Linked DNA regions of Homo sapiens: region 2 is linked to region 1. A link is an interaction called in ENCODE POLR2A ChIA-PET data of the cell type or tissue named here. Cell type or tissue: IMR-90. All regions are shown on one strand. Each heading gives the region's core, and the rest is flanking DNA. Links, peaks and the distances in the headings are about the cores only. Region 1 overlaps YAF2 (YY1 associated factor 2). Region 2 has its middle 24 kb from the start of MIR7851.

Region 1 (5,386 bases), core at 151-5,150:
GATTCATCTAGTAACTGTGAAACATCTTGTAAATCTTCCTGTCATTAGGAGCAGAAAATGAAAAATTCTGAATTCTCAAATGTGTTCAATGAAAGTTAAAAAAAAAAAAAAGGAGGGCAAAGACTACAAAAATACTGTCTCTACACTTTTGTACTTTCTGGGAAGATGATAAAACACTGGATTTTTTTTTCAAAATTGCACTATCCTTCTAGATGATGCCACCATTTTTCTGTTTTCTTATTATTTTGGTCTCTTTTTAATACAGTTGGAAATAACTAAGTAGTAAAGATAAAATAGTTCCTAGGAACAGAAAACCAAACACTGCATGTTCTCATTCATAAGTAGGAGCTAAACAATGAGAACACATGGACACAGGGAGGGGATCATCACACACCGGGGCCTGTTGGGGAGTGGGGGGAAAGGGGAGGGAGAGTATTAGGACAAATACCTAATGCATGCGGGGTTTAAAACCTAGATGACGGGTTGACAGTTACAGCAAACCACCATGACACATGTCTATCTATGTAACAAACCTGCATGTTCTGCACATGTATCCCAGAACTTACAGTAAAATAAAAATAAATAAAATAGTTCCTAGGATGTAATAGCAAACTATCTCAAGATATAGGAAAAAATCAAATAACTAAGATCCCGTTATATATGACAGAAATATAAAAGGGACCAAAAGGTCCATATGGTAATTTCAAAAAATAAATGTTCTCCTTCTTTGAAGACCTCAAGGAAAGAACAAAACATAAAGTATCAAATCTATAGGTAGAACCACTTGAAAAAGGACTCAAAAACTAAAATTGGGTCCAACTTAAGAAAAATCATTTGTGTATCTACATATTAAAACAATACACATATCCTGTAACTAATTATTTAAATATTACTGTATTAGAATTACCATTTTTGGTTCTTAGCTCAATGTTGAAAAATATAAATAGCACACAACAGAAATTCAATAAACGAAAAGCTGTTGAAAATTTCTGGCCAGGCTCGGTGGCTCACATCTATAATCCCAGCACTTTGGGAGGCCAACGCGGGCAGACTGCTTGGGCCCAGGAGTTTGAGACCAGCCTGGGCAACATGGCAAAACCCTGTCTCTATAAAGTTACTCAGGAGTGGTGACGCAGGCACATGCCTATAGTCCCAGCTACAGTCCAGGACAGTCAAGTCATCGTCTGGCTTTGTTTCCATACCTCGAGCTCTGACTGCATCCCAAGATTACTGGGTAAGCCAAATAAAATAATGAATGTTAAAAATGTATATACTGTAAGTTATAAAATACTTTAAGTAATATTTATGAATAATATACAAATATATCTTGATGGCATAATATTTTTAAATCTAGGATTCTGTTACACTTTTGTCTCACATAACTCCCACAACATTCCTGACAAACTTTCCCATCACGTCTATCTCAAGAAAAGAAAGACAGCATTTTTTTTTTTTTTTTTTTTGAAATGGAGCTTCGCTTTTGTTGCCCGGGCTGGAGTGCAATGGCGCACTCTCAGCTCACTGCAACCTCCGCCTTGTGGGTTCAAGTGATTCTCCTGCCTCAGCCTCTCTAGTAGCTGGGATTACAAGTGTGCACCACCATGCCCAGCTAATTTTTTTTGTATTTTTAGTAGAAACGGGGTTTCACCATGTTGGTTAGGCTCGTCTTGAACTCCTGACCTCAAGTGATCCACCTGCCTCGGCCTACCAAAGTGCTGGGATTATAGATGTGAGCCACCATGCCTGGCCGAAAGACAGAAATTTTATGTCATAAAATTTAAGCAGGGTGATTCAGTTTGAAGAGGCTTGGCTTCTTCCTTAAATTCTTTTCGGAAAAATGATTATCTTACATTGCACAAAATAAAGACTCTAACCTGGTATTTAGCTATTGTCCCCAAAACTATCAAAATCCTTTTTATACACAATTTCTCCTTTAAAAAAACAAGAACACTCCATTCACAGGAACAAGCCACTGTTCTCAAAGTAGTTACAGTAAGCAGAATCTACTATACAAACTCTAGATCTAAGGGCATATTTGCACATTTACATGTCATTTGGTTGAGATGGCCTGCCTAAATATTTTTTAAAAACTTAAAATTTTCTAATTAAATTTATAATTAGTATTAATATTTTAATTTACTAAGTTTAAAAACTCACAATTACCTTTTAAAATGTTGTAAATATTGTGGGGCTCATACCACCCCTCCCATCATAAGAACACTATACTCCTTTCACAGACATAGAAATATACTGAAGTCTCTCCCATCTAGAAGGAAAAAACTCCTCCCTTAATCCCTTGTTTACTTGCTCTTCCTTTCTCCTCTTCCAGTATTTTGAAAATGTCTGCTATTCTCTCAGTTGTGTCCTTGTCTTCACTTCTACCTTTCCAAACCTCTTTCCTATCCACTAAAGAAACCATACTAAGGTCACCAAGTATGCCAAAACCAAAAGACAGCTTTCAGTCCTCATCTTATTTGACTTCTGTGTATCATGACATTATTTAACATTCTCCTGCACCATAGCTACAAAGGTTCTACTTTCTTATTCCTCTTCCTACCTTCTCCAGTAAGTAGGTCCTTCTCAGTCATCTTATATCTAAACTGGCTCCTCTTAGAACTTCCTCTTCCAGCCCCTTTAATGTTGAGGTTACTTCATGCTGTTCTTAATCTCTTCTCTTTAATTTTTCTTTTCTTTTTTTTCGGAGACATAGTCTCACTGTCCCCCAGGCTGGAGTGCATTGGCACAATCTCAGCTCACTGCAGCCTCTGCCTCCTGGGCTCAAGCAATCCTCCCCTCTCAGCCTCCCAAGTAGCTAGGACTACAGGCATGCCCCACCACACCGGGCTAATTTTTGTATTTTTTGTAGAGACAGGTTTCACCATGTTGCCCAGGCTGGTCTCAAACTCCTGGACTCAAGAGATCCACCTGCCTCAGCCTCCCAAAGTGCTGGGATTAGAGGTGTGAACCACCGTGCCCAGCCAACTTCTTCTCTTTTCATGTTGAATACAAGCATTATTCTTGAAGGATATGGGTAATAATGACACTATTGGAGTGGTGGAGCTACAAGACTAAATTTTAGGAAGTAGCAGGGTTAGAGATATATAGTAGAAGAGTTTCCTTCCTTCCTTTTCTCTCTCTCTCCTTTCTTTTTTTTTTAAGACAGAGTCTTGCACTGTCACCCAGGCTGGAGTGCAGTGGTACAATCACAACTCACTACAGCCTCAACCTTCTGGGTTCAAGCTATCCTCCTACCTCAGCCTCCAAAGTAACTGGTACCACAGGCACGCATCACCACACCTGGGTAATTTTTTTATTTTTTGTAGAGATGAGGGTCTCACAACGTGGCCCAGGCTAGTCTCAAACTCCTGAGGTCAAGCAATCCTCCTGCCTCAGCCTCCCAAAGTGCTGGGGTTACAGGCATGAGCCACCAGACCCGGCTATGTTATGTGTTTTTGATAAGTCAGTCAGTCACATTACACCATAATTGTAGGTATGCTTGCAAGCTCCTGAAGGATTGTGTCTTTTCATTTTTGAAACACTGGTAACAAGCTCAGAGCCTGATAGGCATTCAACAAATGATTGCTGAATGAATTAAATAGCCCTTGTTCTCTCCTGAATCTTCCATCTTTCCCTTTTTAAAATAATAATTTATCTCAAAACATGCTCATTTATCTTGCGTATCTTAATGATAACAAAGAATACTTGATATCTGTGTTGGTTCCTGGTTTATATTCTGCTTCAGGGAGCTCATCCACTCTAAGAGTTCCATTTGTTTCCTCTATATAGAAAACTTGTGGCCAGATGCGGTGGCTCACGCCTATAATCTCAGCACTTTGGGAGGCTCAGGCAGGCAGATCACTTGATCCTAGGAGTTCGAGACCTGCCTGGGCAATATGGTGAAACCCTGTCTCTACTAAAAACAAACAAACAAACAAAAAACTATACACACACACACACACACAAATTAGCTGGGCATGGTGGCAAGCACCTTTAGTCCCAGCTACTGGGAGTAAGGGACAGGAGGATCACCTGAGCCTTGGGAGGTTGAGACTGCAGTGAGCCGTGATTGTGCCACTGCACTCTAGCCTGTAGATCCACCTCTCCAATAGTATCATTATTACCCATATTCTTCAAGAATAATGTTTGTATTCAACAAAAATACAAACATATTTCTTTCCCCTAATATCCGCTCTAAATGTTGAATGGTGGGAAGTGGGAGAGAGCACTAGAGCAACGTAAGTGGTCAGGAATTGTTTAGTTTTTTTTTGTTTTTGTTTTTAGACAGAGTGAAACTCTGTCTCCCAGGCTGGAGTGCAGTGGCGTGATCTCGGCTAACTGCAACCTCCGTCTCCTGGGTTCAAGCAATCCTCCTGCCTCAGCCTCCCAAGTAGCTGGGATTGCACGTATGTGCCACCATACCTGGCTAATTTTGCATTTTTAGTAGAGACGGGATTTCACCATATTGCCCAGGCTGGTCTCAACTCCTGACCTCAAGTGATCCGCCCACCTTGGCCTCCCAGAATGCTGGGATTACAGGTGTGAGCCACCACACCCAGCCAGAACTGTTTAATCTGTAATATTCTAATATTGTAAAGTAGGTAATGTACTATCCAGGCATAGTGGTGCATGCCTGTAGTCCCAGTCACTCAGGAGGCTGAGGCAGGAGGATCACTTGAGGCCAGGAGTTAGAGGGGCTGCAGTGCACTATGATCATACCTCTGAATAGCCACTGGCATTTCAGACTGGGCAACGTGGTATGACCCCATCTCTTTAAATTAAAAAAAAAAGAAAGAAAGAAAGAAATATGTTACTTGTAGAATTACTTTTAAAAATAAAATCAACTAAGCACTTGCCTATGATTCTTACAGACTACAAGCAAAAGGGCCAGAACTGGGTATATAACTCCTGATCATTTTCTCATTACAAAAATCTCATATCTGGCTGGGCGTGGTAGCTCACGCCTATAATCCTAACACTTTGGAAAACTGAGGTGGGTGGATTATTTGAGCTCAGGAGTTCAAGACCAGGCTGGGCAACATGGTGAAACCCCATCTCTACAGAAAATACAAAAAAAAAAAAAAATTGGCCAGGTGTACTGGTGCGTGCCTGTAGTCCCAGCTACCCAGGAGGCTGAGATGAGAGGATCACCTGAACCTGGGAGGTTGAGGCTGCAGTAAGCCATGACCGTTCCACTGCACTCCAGAATGGGAGACAGAGGGAGACCCTGTCTCAAACAAAAAAAGAGTTTAAAAACAAGTATTTAGGCTCCTCAACAAACCAGCCTCTAACTACATTTCAAACATTAATGCTATCTGTTTTTTATTCTTCCAATGCTCTATGCTCTTTCTATATTTGATTTAGTTGTGCAATGCTGGGAAAATCCTTA
Region 2 (5,386 bases), core at 183-5,182, 130 kb after region 1:
TTTTGGGACAGGGTCGGCTCTGTTGCTCATTTTATTTAATACTTCTTTATATTATATTTCCTCTTCAAATTACCATCGTGGTCTCTGACTCTTGATAGGACCTAGACTGATACATAGACTAAAATGTTCTAATTAAATACAGAATTTTTCAGAACCAATTAAAAAAAATACCCAAATGTATTTTGCATACAAGAGGCATAGCTGAAACATCATAATACAGAAGGATTGAAAGTAAAAATATGGAAAAATATATAGTACAAAATGGCTGACCGAAAGAAGCTGTTCTAGCTGTTAAGCAAAAGTAACTACCCTTATAAAGAGGAGCACTTTATAATGATAAAAAGGTTCAATTTACAGGAAGGTATAAAAAAATTCTGAATTTCTATGGTGACTAGTAACATGGCCTTAACAAAATATAAAGCAAATATGGACAGAACCATAAGAATAAATAGATACATCCTTAATCAGAATGGAAGATCTTAATACTCCTCTGTCAGTAATTGATAAACAGAAAAGAAAATCAGTTCCTAGATTCAAAAAATATAATTAACAAACTTGCTTTTATTACTTGCTTTAATTGCTTGCAGAATTCACATTTTTTTTTTTCTTTTTCTTTTTCTTGTTTTTGAGATGGAGTCTCACTCTGTTGCCCAGGCTGGAGTGCAGTGGCAGGATCTGGGCTCACTGCAGCCTCTGTCTCCCAGGTTCAAGTGATTCTCCTGCCTCAGCCTCCCGAGTAGCTGGGATTACAGGTGCCAGCCACCATGCCCGGCTAATTTTTGTATTTTTAGTAGAGATGGGGTTTCACCATATTGGCCAGGCTGGTCTTGAACTCCTGACCTCAAATGATCCACCTGCCTCCATCTCCCAAAGTTCTGGGATTACAGGCGTGAGCCACCACACCCTGCCCTCACATTTTTTTCAAAGATGAAAAGATCATTTATAAAAGTTGACTATTTGTTGTGCAGTAGAGCCTAAACACATTTCAAAGGACTGAAATGATATATAGTACATTTTCTGACCAAAATTAACCCAATCTAGCAATTTATTATACAAGATAATAGAAAATACTCATATGTTTGGAAATTTAGAAATACATTACCAAATAACTCATAGATCAAATAAGAAATCACAGTGGAAATTAGATAATATTTTGAACTGAATTATAATAAAAATACAGCTTATTAAAAGGTTGTGTGATGCAGCTAAAGAGTACTTAGAAGTTAATTTATAAGCTAAATGTGTATATTAGGAAACAGGAAACGAATCTACTCATTCATTTCAGGAAGTTAGGGAAAAGGACGACAAAATAAAGCCCAAAAGGTCAGAGTAGGAAAAAATGCAGATAAGAGTAGAAATTAGCAAAATAAAAAATCCCATAGAGTTGAAAAGATCGACACAGCTAAAATTAAATGGATAAACCTCTGGTGAAACTGATAAATAAAAATGAAGAGAAGACACAAATAACCTTTTGTTCTAAGCTTTTAAAAAAGTCACTAAGAGGAAATTATGAACAATTTTATACTAACAATTTTTGGAATGTTAGAAAAAATGATCAAATTCCTAGAAAAATACAACTTATCTAATATGATACAAGAAAACTAGATAATCAGGCCAGGTATGGTGGGTCACACCTGTAATCCCAACACTTTGGGAGGCTGAGGCAGGCTGATTACTTAAGCCCAGGAATTCAAGACCAGCTTGGGCAACATGGTGAAATCCCATCTCTACAAAAAAGACAAATATTAGCTGGGTGTTGTGGCACGTGCCTATAGTCCCAGCTACTAGGGTGGCTGTGGTGGGGGAGGATCACTTGAATTCGGGAGGTCAAATCTGCCGTGAGCCATGTTCGTGCCACTGCACTGTAGCAAGACTCTGTCAAAAAAAAAAAAAAAAAAAAAAGAAAAAGAAGGAAGGAAGGAAGAAAGGAAGAAAGGAAGGAAGGAAAGAAAGACAGACAGACTAGATAATCAAAATAATCTTATAGCTGTTAAACAAATTGAGCCCATAATTAATTGCCACACAAAAAAAGCTTCAAGTCAAGATGGCTTTCCTATATACTTTCAAGCAACATTTAAGAAAGAAATAATGCCTATTAAAAAAAATCTGTATTAGAGGATGTAAGACCAATATAATGACCTTGACACCAAAACTCAACAAGAACATAATGAGAAATGAAAATGAGAAGACTATTATGAGAAACTAGAAACCTTTCAGAAAGTAGGTGAATAAATTTTTTTTTTTTGAGACCGAGTTTCATTTTGGTGCCCAGGCTGTAGTCTAAGATCGCGCCACTGCACAAAGAAAAACAAAACAAAACCATAGACTGGGTGGCTTAAACAACAAACATTTATTTCTTACAGTTTTGGTGGCTGGAAGTCTGAGATGAGGGTGCCAACATGGTCAGGGCCCTCCCACTTGTTCACAGACAGCTGCCTTCTTGCTATATCCGCACATGGTGGAGAGAGAGAGAGCAAGCGCAGGTTCCTTCATCTTCCAAGGGTACAAACCTTATCATGGGTGCTTTATCCTCATAACCTCGTCTGACCCTAATCACCTCCCTAAGGCCCCACCTCCAAATACCATCACATTGGGTGGGGGCTTCAACACATGAATTTTGGGGCGGGGGACACACACATTCAGTGCACAGCAAAAAGTATAGGGATTAAAGTATGCTGGTTATTAAGGTATTGTCTTTCACCTTGAGACCTGTTTTGTGATGTTGGTTCTGGGATTTTGCAAACCACATTTCTTTGCCAGTTGCTTTTCTGCTGGGGTCTGTCTGCAAGAGTCCCTGAGTCATATGGAAATTCTGTGTATATGTCTCTCTCTCTCTCTGTGCTGTCTGTGTGTGTGTGTGCATGTGTGTGTGTATTTCTGAGTCATCTTGTACTCGTCTGGTAAGTAGTTTTCACACATAGAAAGCCCTAATTTAGAAGAAACCTCTGAATTCTTATTTTCAGTATTATTAGAGATAAAGAGAATAAGAGATAAAACATTTTTAAAGGATCCTCATTACTTCTTTTTAAAATATATAGCTGGGCATAGTGGCTCATGCCTGTAATCCCAGCACTTTGGGAGGCCAAGGCGGGCGGATCACCTGAGGTCAGGAGTTCAAGACCAGCCTGGCCAACATGGTGAAACTAAAAATACAAAAAATTAGCCAGGAGTGGTGGCAGGTGCCTATAATCCCAGCTCCTCTCTGAAGGCTGAGGCATGAGAATCACTTGAATCCAGGAGGCAGAGGTTGCAGTGAGCCGAGATCGCACCATTGCCCTCCAGTCTGGGCAATAAGAGTGAAATGCTGTCTAAAAAAATAAATAAATAGGCTGGGTGTGGTGGCTCAAGCTTGTAATCCCAGCACTTTGGGAGGCCGAGGTGGGCGAATCACCTGAGGTCAGGAGTTCAAGACCAACCTGGCCAACATGGCAAGACCCTATCTCTACTAAAAATACAAAAATTAGCCCAGCATGGTGGCTCATGCCTGTAATCCTAGCCACTCGGGAGGCTGGGGCACGAGAATCGCTTGAACCCTGGAGGTGGAGGCTGCAGTGAGCAGAGATCATGCCACTGCACTCCAGCCTGGGTGACAGAGAGAGACTCCATCTCGAAAATAAGTAATAAATACATAAATAAATACAAATAAAATAAAATACACATATAAGGCTGGGTGCAGTGGCTCATGCCTGTAAACCCAACATTTTGGGAAACCAAGGCGGGAGTATTGCTTGAGGCCAGGAGTTTGAGACCAGCCTGGGCAATGAAGCGAGACCCTGTCTTTATAAAATTTTTTTAAAAAGCTGGACACAGCAGCATGCATCTGTAATCTCAGCTACTCAGGAGGATGAGGTTAGAAGATCACCTGAGTCCAGGTGTTCAAGGCTGCAGTAAGCCGTGATCATGCCACTGCACTCCAGCCAGGGTGACAGAGACAGACCCTGTCTCAAACAAACAAATACATCAGATGACATCTCCTGAAACATGTTCTGTTCTAAGGAGTAATTTACACTCACTAGGATTAATCTGTTCAACCTGTTAAACTACTAAGAGAGCAGTAGACAGGTGTGTTAGTCCAGGTTTATATTACTGTGTGACCTCATCCCTCTATTTTGGATCCAGAGATGTTTCCCCTCTGGATATGATCAGTTTCTTTGCAGTTGGCTTGAATTTCAAACCCCAGATTCTGCCTGTAAAGTTAATAATACTCTGCTTCTAATTGTATAAGTTTTCTCCATGTGGGAACTTAGTATACAGACTTTTCCCCATAACTACAACTGAATACAGAACAGTGATCATGCGACTTCTATATATCCTGACCACACTTCTGCCTTTGTAATTTGAATTATTTGGCACTATGAACAGCATTTAGCATAGTATTTTTCCATTTTTTTCCTTGGGGAATGAGACAAAGATGAGGTTGTGAACCAAGCTGACAAGGCTACTCTAGCTTACTTAATTAAGTACAGATGGTCCCCAATTTCCAATGGTTCAACTTAACAATTTTTTGATTTTATGATGGTGCAAAAGTGATACTTATTCAGTAGAAACTATACCTCAAGTAACCATACAACCATTCTATGGTCTTTCCTAATAGTCTAATATTAATTGAGAACTTTTTTGAGTTTCTAGAAATCAAGGCGGTATTAATAGGAAACAGCTATGCTTCCGACAACTTCTTGAAAATACTGTCAGGGTCGAGGTGGCTTCCTCATGCTGCCTGGGCAATTCTTCTTGAAATGCCATGGCTTGCCACACTTGTAGCAGTTAACAGGTGTACCCTGGGAATTCTGGACTTAGTGGGCTTGTCTGGTGGCCATTAAAGCCTCTGTCTCTTTCCTGTATTTCCTGTCTCTCTCCTGGGCCTTCCTATCTCTATCATAAAAAACCGAGGTGGCTACTTTCAGGAGGTTCTCCAAAGTACTATCTGGTCCCAGGGCCTGTTTCTGCAACTTCCTCCTGATATCAGGGGCTGCCTGAGTAATAAATTTACCCTTTAGGATAAGTTATCCCTCGACAGAGTCAGGAGATAGAGAGGTGTGCTTTACAAAGGCCTCTCCTAGCCTTTCCAAGAAGGCAGTGGGATTTTCATCAAATCCTTGGTCTATCATGGATAACTTGGTATACTTAAGAGGCTGGCCGGGCACAGTGGCAGGGTCTTGGGAAAGAGGCAGATCTGACAGTTTAACTTTTGTTTGTTTGTTTGAGACAGAGTCTCGCTCTGTCGCCCAGGCTGGAGTGCAGTGGCGCGATCTCGGCTCACTGCAAGCTCCGCCTCCTGGGTTCACGCCATTCTTCTGCCTCAGCCTCCCAAGTAGCTAGGACTACTGGTGCCTGTCACCTCGCCCGGCTAATTTTTTTTGTATTTTTAGTAGAGATGAGATTTCAC

The links. Peaks named below come from ENCODE experiments on the same cell type or tissue, not always from the same donor. Only the 100,000 strongest peaks of a DNase experiment are listed, where the experiment ranks them.
Region 2: POLR2A ChIA-PET joins it to region 1 with 16 read pairs; 3 of 35 experiments call an interaction of 5 or more read pairs at or near these places.

The regions. Positions count from the first base shown.
Region 1 is chr12:42,166,733-42,172,118 of GRCh38, forward strand. The region is part of intron 2 of YAF2 (YY1 associated factor 2); the gene reads right to left. Among named protein-coding and RNA genes, the nearest start is that of GXYLT1, 25 kb to the left of the region's middle. RefSeq lists a silencer at 2,462-2,662. In IMR-90, for the core only: no CTCF peak of the experiment used is centred there; no DNase peak of the experiment used is centred there.
Region 2 is chr12:42,297,314-42,302,699 of GRCh38, forward strand. No RefSeq gene overlaps it. Among named protein-coding and RNA genes, the nearest start is that of MIR7851, 24 kb to the right of the region's middle. RefSeq lists an enhancer at 2,145-2,234. In IMR-90, for the core only: no CTCF peak of the experiment used is centred there; a DNase peak (open chromatin) is centred at 2,848.